Regions from separate parts of the Mus musculus genome. Here region 2 is linked to region 1. Evidence: chromatin loops called from intact Hi-C (ENCODE). Cell type or tissue: left cerebral cortex. All regions are shown on one strand.

Region 1 (4,000 bases):
TTAGACCTGTATCCCATTTTATAATAGGGTCATTTCTTGACAACTAGTACTTTGAGTTATTTATGTGTTTTGTATATTAGGCCCCTACCAGATGTGTAGTTGGAAAAAAAAACCCAACAATCTATAGACTGTGCTTTGAATGAGAGTGTCCTTTGCCATATAGAAGCTTTGCAGGTTCATGAGGTCCCTATTGATTTACTGAGATGCACTTCTTAATTGCTAATTGATGTAGGAGGAACAAGCCCACTATGGATGGTGCTATACCCAGACATGTGGGCTTAGGATTTCATAAGAAAGTAACTGTGCAAGCTTGGAGAGCAAGTCAGTAAACAGCCTTCCCCTGTGGGCTCCAGTCAGCTCCTGCATCCAGATTTCAACTTGAGCTTTCCTAGGTGATAGGCGGAAACCTGTGATCGAACAGAAACCATTCTCTCCTCCAAGTGACTTTTGATTGTGATGTATGTTGCTGTAACAGAAGCAAACCTAATATATGAATTGACAACTGAAGCATAACCCCAAGACTGACATGTCACAGGTTTTCATGGTGTATTGGTGCAAACAGGAGACATATCTCTGATTAGAGCACTACATAGCAGGGAATTAAAGGTCCATGGTGAAAATAATTTCCTTTGCTGAGCACAGCTTCACACATCTGGTTAGCAGCTTGACTACAGGTAAAGTTTAGTACTTCAGACACAGGCATCCACTCATATGTGTTGTGTTCTCTCTCCCTTCTCATCCTCTGTCCACTTCTTTTATCTGTCTTTATTTGTGTATGTATGTATGTATGTATGTATGTATGTATGTATGTATGTGTGTATGTATGTGTGTATACATCTATCTATCTATCTATCTATCTATCTATCTATCTATCTATCTATCTACCTACCTGTCTATCTACTTACCTATCTATCCAACTATTATCTATCTATCTATCTATCTATCTATCTATCTATCTATCTATCTATCTATCTACCTACCTACCTATCTATCTACCTACCTACCTACCCACCCACCCATCCACATACCCATCTCTGATCTTTACCTGGGTGGAAGCAAATGTCTTGGCTAGAGAGAAAATACTTGTAACGTCAGAAATCAGAAACTGGAGAAAGAAGTGTGTGGATGAACCTGTGGTCAGAGGCTGAAGCAGGTAGATAATTTTTATCTCATACAGATAGCAAGCAGATCCCATGTTCCCACAGGACATTTCTAATGTCCAAGGGAGCAGAATGACTTAACTTATGATGTTAGCTGACTTGGTTATTGCTACAGCTGTACAGTGATCAGAGTGTGGTTGTTTGATGGTTTTCTTTATAAACCATATGAAAGATTTTTCTGTTTGTCCTTATTTTGTAGGATTCTTTCTAATCATAAGTAGATCCAATCATGTTATTGTTGCTAATATGTGATTCGTAACTGAAAAATATACATTTGTTTGTTAGTTAAAATAAAAGTGAGGAGACATAAATTATACCTGTTATAGTCACTGTATACACCCTTCCATATTCTACACATCAGTATCTACTGGTTTGTGAGCAGATCTCACTAGATGTTGAATCTTACCTGCACACTAAGGTTAGCACTTATTTCCTGCTTCTTTCTTGATTCTTTTCAGTGCATGAGTTAAAAATAAAACTGAACAATTATGAGCGGAAAGGAAAAGATTGATTTTAAAAAAGAGAGATATTAGTCCTTAATGAGAAATAAGTGTGAGGAGAGAAACGGGGTTTGTATCTCAGACACACCAGGTCCTGCCCGCTCACTAGCTGTAGGAACTTGAATCAATTCAATTAATTTTTCTTGTCATTTCCCTCCATTAATAAAATGGAAACAATAGCACCTATTATACACAATGACTGTGAGAGGTAAATGATAATCCTTGCATGTACTGGAAAATATATGTATACATAAGACATATGAGAGCTCTTTTCCTCCATAATGAAATTGCAGGTGAAAGGAATATGGTGAGATATTTGGAATGCATAGATTAGCAAGCTGGGTAAACTGCAAGTATATTAATATGAAAATGTGACTGAAAATGTGTCTGAAAAAGGAGGTCATGAATACAAATGGAGACTACCAATCCAAATATTTCTTCCTTCTTTATTGGAAAGTCAAATAAAGAGACATTTTTTTTTAACACAGGCACCATTTTGCCTAAAACTAAAGCTAGGTTTATTTTCTCTCTGTCTCCCATAGAAGCTTTTTTTTTTCTTTCTCTCTCTAAGTCCTTAGTGGTATTTGTGCCACTCAAACTAATTGGCTCATTAGGGGTAGCACTACCTCTCACCCTGCACCCATATTCCTCTAGAAATCTGGACAGAAGAAACAGAGCTCTGTTTTCACAGACCACACAGCGTTTTCGCACATCCCTAAGTCAAAGAATAGCACACAAAAGGATGTTTGCTTGAGTTGATTGATGCTGCACTCTTAATTTTAAACTGCAGGGGCCCGAAGCCTTTGAGTGCATGGTCATGCTGCCCCCGTGTGGCCAACTTTAGAAAATCGTTCTGAAATCTTCCAGCCCGAAGGGAAAGAAAACCTTAACAAGCGGGCACAGGTCAAGCAGTGGGCTGCTTTAGCTACGCTTGCTTGATAAGGGAAACCACCGTGATTAGGCCAAACAGCTAAGCGCTGAATCAATAGACTGAGTGAATTGTACTTGGACAACAATCGTTACTTCTCTACATTCAATTACTGCAGTTTTGAATTATCGGAACGCTGAGAGAGATTTATGCTCTGGGAAGGATGGATAAAAGTCCCAAAGCCTCCCTATTTCCTGAGGTAGGAGAAGACTCAGAAACTCGTGCTTTAAGAGATTTGCAACATTCAGTGCAATGGTGTCTTCAAATTTATTCGAACAAAATAGGATTTGTTCGCTAGGGTACTGCTTAATCAATGCTGCCTTTTCTTTAGTGTGAATTTTTAAATTTCCTGATCCTATAATTGATTTTTTTTAAATAAATTAGTGCCGAAGAAGAGTACCCAATATACTATTTGAATCTGACTTATTACATCAATTACTTGCTGCAAAATTGAGTTCATAAAGTGTAAAATATTATCCCAATACTAGTTTGCATAATTTTTAATATTTGAATTTATACTTAAGAACTGCAAATGGCTTAAGAGGTGTATCTGAATCTTGGATTCTGCTCATACATAAACCCTGGAGTTAAAATTAGGTGTGCTGGATCCAAAGGTATCCACATATTCATCTTTCTTACATGATAATGATCTCACTCTCTCTTCTTGTGAGTATTGTTGACACGATCCTTTAGGGAAGAAATTTAAACTGTGTGAATAGTGAAGATTAGATCATGTGCTTAGATAATATTCCCTGCCTTTCATTCCAGTAACAAGTAATTCTTTCCTACTATTAACTAGTAATAGGGTCATTCACAGGTCACAGATTCACTTCAGAAGTAAATAAATAATTCCTCCAAATTCATGCCTCATTTACCATAAATTATAACAGAATCGGGAGCTGGAATCACCCTGGTCTCTGAAGCATACAAAATGGAATGCCTTCAGCTGCGGAATGTAGTTGCTGCTTTGTGCAGGTGATGATTTGAATTCATGCTCTACCTGATGACCCTGCAGGTTTCACTGTGTCCATCGAATGCATTTTGTGCATAGCTGCATAATTTACAAGCGAACGCACCATCCTTCTATTTGACATTTGAAATAAGACCACATTCTGGTTTTTTTTAAATCAATTTCCTCCATTAATAGAATGCTTCTTAACAGAAATATAGTTCTGTTTGGATTGGCATAATCATAGTTCTTATTAGTTTGAGTAGCAACATATCAGGGCTCATATGATGGACAACACATCTCTATATACCTTGCATACAGCTCTTCCCTGCATCTTTCCTAATAGCTAAAAGGCACAACTGACACAGAAACACACAGACATACACACACACACACACACACACACACACACAGAGACATACACACACACAGACACACACACAGAGGCACAATGACTCTGAGT
Region 2 (4,000 bases), 870 kb before region 1:
CTCGGTTGCAGGATGGTTGACATTGAATCATATTTCTAACATGCTAACTTCCACTTTCCAGTCTCAACTGAATAAGAAAAACCATTTTCACACTTTATTCACTATTTCTATGTATAGTAGGGGGTCATTTCTCAGGGTGTTGCAGGACCATGGGATCAGAAAAAGGACTGTAGAGATCTGACATCTTATTCGTCATCAGTACGTAACAAAAGTCTTTCTGATCTTCTGCAGCAACAGAGGGACCTAAAATGACAATCCATCAGGCATAATGACAAATGACAGGGCTCAATATTTTGCCTATAAATGCCCACCTTTTGGGGGAGTTCCTGTCATTCTAATAATACAAAACTGATAAAATGCAAAATTAAAAGAAAAAAATATAGATTAAAGCACTGCTTGCATTTTTATTTATTTTCTTAAATTCTCGGTTTCCTAAACTACTATGATGCGTCAATATGTTTCATCATTTGGGGAGAGTAAGGAAATCAATACGGAAGCACAAGAACTTATTCCAGTAGCAAAGTTCAAAGTGCCCTGGTTAAAGTTCAGAATTATCTATCAGGAGTATTTTGTTTATAAGACCCAAACACTAGGCCCTGTTCATGTTGGCCAAATTCTGAACCACCACTAAGCTACATCCAGTCCCAGAAAAATGCTTTTGAAAATTAACTATAGTTCATTGAGAGATCCTGTCTCGGGAAGGGAAGGGAAGGGGAGGGGAGGGGAGGGGAGGGGAGGGAGAGGGGAGGGGAGAGGGAGGGGAGGGGAGGGGAGGGGAGGGGAGGGGAGGGGAGGGAAGGGAAGGGAAGGGAAGGGAAGGGGTTGAAAGAGGAAGGCACTGGTCTCTGAACATTTGACTGTATTCAAAATACTGCATGCACACACACACACACACACACACACACACACACACGGAGAGAGACAGAGGCAGACAGACAGACAGACATGCACACGGTGGGAGGGGGGGAAGAAATGGGCAAAGGAGGAAAACAGCAAAGAAATGCAAAAGGGAAGGTGAAAGAAGAAGCAAGGCCACTACTCAGTGAGGTTTTGAGCCAGTAGCAGTGGCAGCAGCAAGCAGTGGCGGCAGCGGCAGATGGGCTGTGGTGGTGGTGGCAGAGAACTTGATGTAAAGGCATCTCAGGGCCACCCCAGTCCTACAGACTCAGAAAGTGTATCTTCACAGGACCAATAGACAACTGTACCTCCTTGCAGTTAGGCATTCTAAGTCTCCCCACACCTGTGAGGTACTGCCCTAGTATAGAGGATAGTGCTGTGTGAGCCATACCAAGGATGCCTGTGATGAACGCATTCCTAAACTCAGGTGGACCGACCCTCATCCTGCATGTTCCAATATAAGTGCAGAATTACCCAAATCTGTAAGTGATCAGTAGCCTCCTCTAGTAAGAACATCAGCCAAACCCACAGATCTCAAGGGCCCAGGAGGGAAGTGTGAGGTTACATTCTTCTTGGGAACTAGTAAAAGTGGAATTTATTTATTTTTCTGAGCCTGTCTCTTTTCAGAGGCCAGATGACATGTTCCTGTGCTCTAGCATAGTCAGGCTTGCCCCGTGCCAAGTGTGCACTACCGGATACACACCATTCGCACATGCATGCGCGCACACACCCTTTTCCTTGGGTTGAATCCATGCCTAGCTGGAAGTGGTTGCTTCTGTCTATGGCTGTATTCCACTCATATTGTCCAACACTGATTTTTCTAACTAGAACCATAGATTACAGAAGTACGGACAGAGTTAACAAGTATTAAACTGGCCTCGCAAAATATTTTAAAGTAGCAGACTTTCAGGCTACTTTAGAGGTTCTGAGGAGTGGAGCTAGGGTGAAACTGGGAGGTCAGGCTCTTCAGTAAACACTGGAGTGAAATTATGCTTTTGAACATGGCTTCCTCTGAGAAATATGGTTCTGCCTATGAACAGTCACTCCATACACATTCCTGGGTCACCTCCCAAGGAGTGAAGAAGGATTAATTAGCAGCCCCCAAGACAGGCTGGCTTTGTAAGCATTCCCATTGCACAAGCAACACGTCAGGCTAGACAATAATGCAGTGCAAACTGCCTATTGAACTGCAGCCAAAGAAAATGCCTCCCAAGTGTGGAGGGATGATCGCCAGTGTCTGCCACCCACGGCGGAGAACAGCGACTCACGTTGACAAGAGAGCATGCTCTCCAGACAGAGATACATCTAAGCTGATGCAACCCTCCCCCCCATGTTAACAAAATGCCAGCAAACGTTCCTCCCTTGAGACTCTATATGTGTCTATAAGACAGCTGTCCAACTGTAATACTCGTAGAAGTTACGATTGTACAAGTTTGCCACGGGTGCTGTAGTTGCTGTTGAAAATACTGTGAAGGTGTCAGCATTATTGGGTGGGGAAGAAATAATTCTCAGTCACTGTGGAAAGGATGAACCAGAGTCAACGGTGCTATATTCACACCTTCACAGACACAGCCACTGTCAGCTGCATCCACCAAGTTCTCTCAGATACTAAAAGTACGCCAAACACTAAGCTCTATCAACCTTTAACCTGTCTTTGACGGTTAAGAGGAAACAGTTATTGCCAGTGTGACTGAGCCCCTTTGGTGGGCAAATCTCTATACAAAGGGCTTTTGATGTGCTGACTACTTCTCACAGCCTTTATAAAGTAGGTATACTGCTTTTGTTGTACTGTGAAGATGCTGAGATAATTTTTTTAAATAATAGTAAATGATGCTATGAAAAAATAATAAAGTAGGAAATAAGGGCAGAGCTCTCAGGGACTCTATGATCTAAATGTCTATGATCTAAAGTGTCAGCTGAGGTCCCTTACAAGTAGCACTGAAACAAACCTATGGAAAGCAGAGACGTGAGTTTAGCAGAATCTAAGAGCATCATTCCTGACTAAGCAAACAGGCGTCAGGACCCTGTGGCAGGAAACTCTGGCTTGCCCAGGAACAGTAAAGAGTCTGTGTGACCAACAAAGCAGAGATTCCAAGATGAGGCCCATGGGTGGTTGTTTGGAAGTGGCGAGCTTCACACAACTCCAGGGTTGTGCAAGGTCCCCGTGAATCTGCTAAGCAAGGAGTGGGTAAGGCCTGTTGCTTTGAACAGAGAAGTGGTGTGAGTCGGCTTTATATTTCTACATGGCCTGTTGGAGATGGCAACAACCAGTGCACTCTCTCTTGCCAAGATGAAGAATGACCTCCACATTGTAAACCTGTAGGATTCTTAGGTCGTTATTCTTGTTGAGTGGCTTCTCCTCACCCACCTGTCCTTTTGCCAGGCGTCTACCACCTACCTGTCTGGACGACTTCCCGGGCTCTTTTCCTATCCTGTGCTTATGGTTATGTGGGTGGTGCTCAAAGCCTATGAGCATGGGTGCTCTTCCTGCCTAATCTCATGTCTCCCTGTCTCATCTGCAGCAGTGCACTCAGGCTTCCCTCACTGGCGGCACTCCAGGATAGCTCACCCGAGCTGCTGCCAACTCATCTAGGTGCCTGTTGCATGCCCCCTCATGTCCTGGGTGGCCCAGGGTTCTTTAAATCAGCTTGGGAAATACGAGGGCTGTTTCCCCAGCTTTCCTGAGAAAATCCTTGTCTAGCTAAAGGCAGGACACAGAGGGCTGGGAATACAGCCCAGTTGGGAGACTGCTTGCCTACAATACACAAAGCCTTGAGTTCAGTCTTCAGCACCACACAAAGATAGGCCTGGTGGCAGATGCCTGCAATCCTAGCATTCAGAAGGTGCAGGCAGGAGAATGAGCAATCCAGTGTCACCTTTACATACATATCAAGTTTAATGCCAGACTAGGAGAGTTTTGTTTTTTTTTTTTTAAGCAAGGCATCTGCTTTGTTGCTTAAGCTAGATGTCTATGATTATTTTAAAAATCTCCTTCACTCTTCAAATTCAATCCATTACCAAACCAATCTTGCAGCTAGCATGGCCATTCCCAACACCTCTTCCTTGTTTTAGCCTTATCAGCTCTTCCCAGAGTGCCACCCAG

Evidence for each region. Peaks named below come from ENCODE experiments on the same cell type or tissue, not always from the same donor. Only the 100,000 strongest peaks of a DNase experiment are listed, where the experiment ranks them.
Region 2: it touches region 1 in a loop (7-fold over the local background); 34 of 42 quality-filtered maps call a loop at or near these places.

The regions. Positions count from the first base shown.
Region 1 is chr5:46,345,112-46,349,111 of GRCm38, forward strand. It overlaps the pseudogene Gm7931. Among named protein-coding and RNA genes, the nearest start is that of Gm40298, 410 kb to the left of the region's middle. In left cerebral cortex, a CTCF peak has its summit at 2,471 (motif pointing left); a DNase peak (open chromatin) is centred at 2,480; H3K4me3 peaks cover 401 bases.
Region 2 is chr5:45,474,439-45,478,438 of GRCm38, forward strand. No RefSeq gene overlaps it. Among named protein-coding and RNA genes, the nearest start is that of Lap3, 17 kb to the right of the region's middle. In left cerebral cortex, no CTCF peak of the experiment used is centred here; DNase peaks (open chromatin) are centred at 2,119 and 3,424.